2 separate regions of the Homo sapiens genome follow, and region 1 is linked to region 2. Evidence: chromatin loops called from intact Hi-C (ENCODE). Cell type or tissue: CD14-positive monocyte. All regions are shown on one strand. Region 1 has its middle 12 kb from the start of AIM2. Region 2 overlaps CD1D (CD1d molecule).

Evidence for each region. A loop is a pair of places that touch in the nucleus more often than their neighbours do. Peaks named below come from ENCODE experiments on the same cell type or tissue, not always from the same donor. Only the 100,000 strongest peaks of a DNase experiment are listed, where the experiment ranks them.
Region 1: a loop joins it to region 2, with 2.7 times the contacts of the local background. A loop is called at or near these places in 2 of 110 quality-filtered maps.

Annotation. Positions count from the first base shown.
Region 1 is chr1:159,087,958-159,090,457 of GRCh38, reverse strand. It overlaps a transcript of AIM2 not described here. Among named protein-coding and RNA genes, the nearest start is that of AIM2, 12 kb to the right of the region's middle. In CD14-positive monocyte, CTCF peaks have their summits at 849 and 1,049 (motif pointing right); DNase peaks (open chromatin) are centred at 2,077 and 2,287; H3K4me3 peaks cover 909 bases; H3K27ac peaks cover 2,500 bases.
Region 2 is chr1:158,184,988-158,187,487 of GRCh38, reverse strand. CD1D (CD1d molecule) reads right to left here. Exons shown (of 6, transcript NM_001371762.2): 6 at 1,061-2,500. Among named protein-coding and RNA genes, the nearest start is that of CD1D, 5.3 kb to the right of the region's middle. RefSeq lists an enhancer at 1,286-1,799. In CD14-positive monocyte, no CTCF peak of the experiment used is centred here; a DNase peak (open chromatin) is centred at 1,537; H3K4me3 peaks cover 1,923 bases; H3K27ac peaks cover 1,964 bases.

The DNA of each region.
Region 1 (2,500 bases), 900 kb before region 2:
TTCTAGCAGTATGCGAGAGAGACTGATTCATGGACTTTAAATTCATGTATTATTTTTACATTCTGGTATATTTTTGCACTTTATAGTCACATCTTTTTCTGGTGTATGTATCTTTACACTGCATTCCTGCACTTTATTTAAAGTGACAGTATTTGTGAATATGACTGAAGTTAAGAGTTGAATGTTGTCTTATGTTGGGTCCCCAAGAAACAGACTGTTAGATTTGCCTGCAAGAAGTTTATTAGAGGGTGCTCTTGGGAACACCTATAAAGGAGAGAGGGAAACTGGGTTGGGCGGAGGGAGAAGTTAAATTGCAGTGAGGGCTGCAGCCAATCCCCCTGGGAACCCTAGAGCTGGGATGGCCTCTAGTTATGCCTAAGTGAGGCAAGAAGGCTGTGACCTTGAACCTCCTCATAGACCCTAAATCCTTGGCTTCAGGCTTTCTCCATGGAAGGATGCAACCTTGGGGAAGGCAGTTCCCTTCAGCATAGGGCAGTCCTGGAACACAGACTCAGGTGTCAGCTGTAACACTTCTAGCAGCTGGGAAAATAGGCACTTTGGTTGTCTGGTTGAAGGGTCTAGGGTCCAGTTACTGAAAACAAATAGTTACTGAACTAAAAACCGATAGAATAGGTAGGGCAGAGATGAAAGAGCAGTGATTTATGGAAAGCTTAGAAGAATAACTTCGTCGTAGGAAACCATGTGTATATTCTTATGATTGTGTGATTCTGGGACTCAGGGTACATGTTTTGAGTGGCCATTTTTGTTTTGACTGGTACATAATTTAAAGAACTAAGCAGAGTGATCCTGTGTTTGTTTGTTTGGTTTTGCATTCAGCTATCCTGAGAGTAAAGGAGTGAAACTAGGAAAGAAACTTCTTAAGGGAGAACCAGATAGTGAAACTAAGCAGGGGAGCCTGTAGGTAAGGGGGTTGAACAAACAATCCAACACAGGGGCTTCTTTAAGCAAGTGACATGCTTTATGTCTACCTTCTGTGCTTCTATCCTGATCTACCTTGGTTTTTATCCTTTTGGTTATGGAGTTGAACTTCTTCATCTTGCCACCAGGAGGCAGTGTTTTTTAGTGCTTAGGAGGATGTGCTTTGGCTACACCAGATGAAGTTCAAATCTTATTTCTACCATTCACTAATTGTATGACCTTAGTCCATTCACAAACACCGCTAAGCCTCTATTTTCTCATCTATAAAATAAGAATAATGACGGTACTCACTTTGCAGGATTGTTAGGAATATTAAATTGAAATAATGCTTATAAGCACCTAGGTCAGAAGCTCACAGCTCGTCTCACTTGCCAGAAATGGTCTCTTTTTCCATCTCATACAAATGACAGTCCTTAACCAAGTTTTCTTAAGAAATTCGTCAGTGTTTTCTTTGAATAAAGTATGAAGGAGGGAAGTAAGATGTAATGGGTTTGGTGATGAACTAAGTTAAAATGTGAAAATGGAGATACCTGTGAACACAGCTGCTCTTAGTCATTGTTTCAGTCCATTTTGTGTTGCTTATAACAGAATACCTGAAACTGGGTAATTTATAAAGAAACAAAATGTATTTTTTACAGTTCTCGAGGCCGAGAAGTTCAAGGTTGAGGAGCCCATCTGGTGAGGGCCTTCTTGCTTGTGGGGACTCTGCAGAGTCCCCAGGCAGCAGAGAGCATCACATGGAGAGGCAGCTTAGTGAGCTAGCTCAGGTCTCTCTTCCTCTTCTTTTAAAGCCACAAGCCCCACCCCATCATAAGCTATTAGTCCATTAAGCCATTAATCCATTCATGAGAGCAGAACCCTCACGACTCATCACCTCTTAAAGACCCCACCTGTCAATATTACCACATCAGGGATTAAATTTCAACACGAGTTTTGAAGGAGACAAATATTTAAATCATGTCAGACATCAATACATAGAAAGAAAAAGCTGCAGTTACTTAGACACTGCAGTTTCATTGAAGCTGGTTCTTGGTGGAGGAACATCATTTGCCTCCATGGAGGCATATGTTTTGATATTGAATTGGGGAAAACCAGACTGAAGCTGTAAGTCATGCCCTTGGCATTATGAAGCAGCAAACATCGGGCCCAGCTGACTCATGCAGCTCCTGAATCCTGGCATTCCTTCCTCTCATGGTTCTAAGGCATGTTCTTTTATTGAAAAAACTTCTTGGCCACATGTTCAGGAAGATGTAGGATCCAAGTGTCAGAGACATAACTTCTGTGTCTCACATCTCACAGTCACATACCTCAAAGCCATTTTCCAGAGGCAGTTCAGTCACCCCCAGACCTCAAGCAGGCCTGATAACATCAAAAGCATCCTGTGCCTCATCTATGCCTCTTCCTCTTTTTCTGTCCACCCGATGTTCCACCTAGAGACTCAACTTATCACCAGTTATATTAAATCTTTCCACTATTTTGTAATTTCCCTTCATCTACTTTGTTAAATGAGAAACAGGAAAGAAGCAAGAATAAACTGAAAAATTTTTAATTATGCAAAAAA
Region 2 (2,500 bases):
GCAGTGAGCCGAGACCACGCCACTGCATTCCAGCCTGGGCGACAGAGCAAGATGCCATCTAAAATAAATAAATAAATAAATAATTGAAGAAAAAAAAAAAAAAGTGGAGCAGGCACTTCCGAGGATGGTTTTGGCAAAAAAAGAACATCCATTCTCAGCTCTTAAAGAAAGAGCTACACCGCAAAGCAAAGCAAACCAACTCCATGCCATAGACTCATGAGCAAAAAGCAAATTCAAGTAGTAGCTTTGGAAAGTTCACAGATTTCTGTGTATAGCTGAGAAGACACATGTATCCTCCTGAGTCCAATCAGGAAATAGAAACTCCACCATGAGTTTAACAGAGGAAGTTTAACAGAATTATTAAACATAATAAGAAAATAATTATAATATGTAAGAAAACTCAGCAAAAAACCCTAGGGTGGAAGGAGAATATCCAAAGAAGAGCAACTCGGAAGTGTGACTCCTCCCCAAGGCTGGGGCGCAGATCTTATTGGAGAAGGTATGGTTCAGTCCCATACCTTGGGTAGCAGAGACATTCACAGGTTTACCCAGGCCAAAGCTGGCCTGAAGTAGCTAGATAAGCTGGAAGAAACCCTCCTGGCTTGAGGCAGGGGCTTGCAGAGGAAGTACTGCTCAGTGGAAACCTCCAGGCAGTGGGTGGATTAAGCACAGGAGATGCGAGGGTCTGCAGATAGAATGGGGTACTTGGAGGGGCAGGGACCACAGGCAGCGCCACACAGGATGTCTTCCCACCCACTTCATTGACCCACCACGCAGTAGCTGGAAGCTGCAGGAGAGCCCCTTCCTCCTGCTGTGTCCCTCCGGGGCCCTTTACTGAAAAAGCTTAACAATGTGCTGACTTTTTAAAGGAACTCTGTTCATTGTCACTGAGCCTATTATGAAGAATGAATTTGGAGCAGAGTGGTAATAAATTCACAATCAGCACAACACTCAGTAAGAAACATGATACTCATAAAAAGAGTATTAACATGTTCTAAAATGAATTCTCAGGATTCTCTGAGATATTTGGAACTGAGTATTTATTTGAAGGAAGAAAAAATTTCCTGGAGAGATAAGCCTTTATTTTCTAAATAAATTAAAATTGTTTAAAGATGAGTCAGAGCTACCATAAATTCATGCAGAGGCATTTCCAAAAGGACATCAGTAGAGACTTTAACACACGTGCCCTCAGAATGCAGAAGGCCAGTGGGGTTGGTTCACAAACTTGACACTGCTAGAGGAACCTAAGCTGAAGAGCGCCACGTGAGGGTGGGCAATGTGGTACCAAACACAGCAACAGCCTCCACATCTTTTAAGGCATTACACACTTGAACTCCACAAGTCTAGGAGATAATCAATAATAGATAATTATTATCCTCCTTTGGCACAGGAGGAAACTGGTTCAGAGGCTAGAACTCCAGTCCCCTCAGCCAGTGCACTTGCTGGTTCACCTCACTGCCTTTGTTTTTCAAAGCTCTGCTTCAAATTCCCCTCCCTCCAGGACGCCTTCCCTGACTAACGCCAGGCCAATGTCCTTTTCACTTAGCACTTTGAGGAAGTTGTTGTATAACATTGCACAATGTCTAAGAACAGTGGTTCTCTAACTTTAGCTAAGCATCAGAATCACCAGGGGGCTTGACTATTGAGCCTGCTTCCAGACTCAGAGTTTCTCATTCAGCGGGTATAGGATGAGGCCCAAAACAATTTGCATTTATAACAAGTTCCCAGGTCCTGCTGAGGCTGTTGGTCAGGTTACTACAATTTGGGAACCATTGATTTAAAAGCTAGCATAATTTTTTTTTAAGACAGGGTCTCCCTCTGTCATCCTTACACTGTAGTGACACAATCACAGCTCACACTAACCTGGAATTCATGGGCTCAAGGGATCCTCCCACCTCAGCCTCCAGAGTAGCTAGGACTACAGGCGCTCACCACCATGGGTGGCTAGTTTTTTAATTTTTTGTAGAGACAGGGTCTCACTATGTTGCCCAGGCTGATTTCAAATGCCTGGCCTTAAACAATCCTCCTATCTCAGCCTCCCAAAGCACTTGGATTATAGGCATATCCAAGTGCTTTGGGATATGTTGAAGCTAGCAGAATCTTCACGCACATCCTAAATTCATATGTGCAAGTCTAGTATAGAGAGTGTGAAATGTTACTTTTCTCAAGCAAACACTCTCCAACCGTTAAGTCTCACTTATTTTTTCTGGGTGTTCAGGGACCCTGACTGCCAAGAGATTTACCTCCCAGCTAGGCAAACATGATTTTGGCCTCCTTATTTCTTTGGCATCAGAAAGGTCTGCTACCCCTGTAAGTTTCCTGCTCTGTCCTCTCTAAGATAAGAACACAGCATGGCTGGGCTACCATCACCATCATCGCTGCAGCTCATGCTTGCCCAAGTGGTGTTGGCCCTTTCCCTACATTGTCTCTTTTAATAGCTGTAAGTAAAGGAGACTGTTGTTGTTGCCGTTGTCGTTTTGGGAAGGAAGGGATGCCTTCA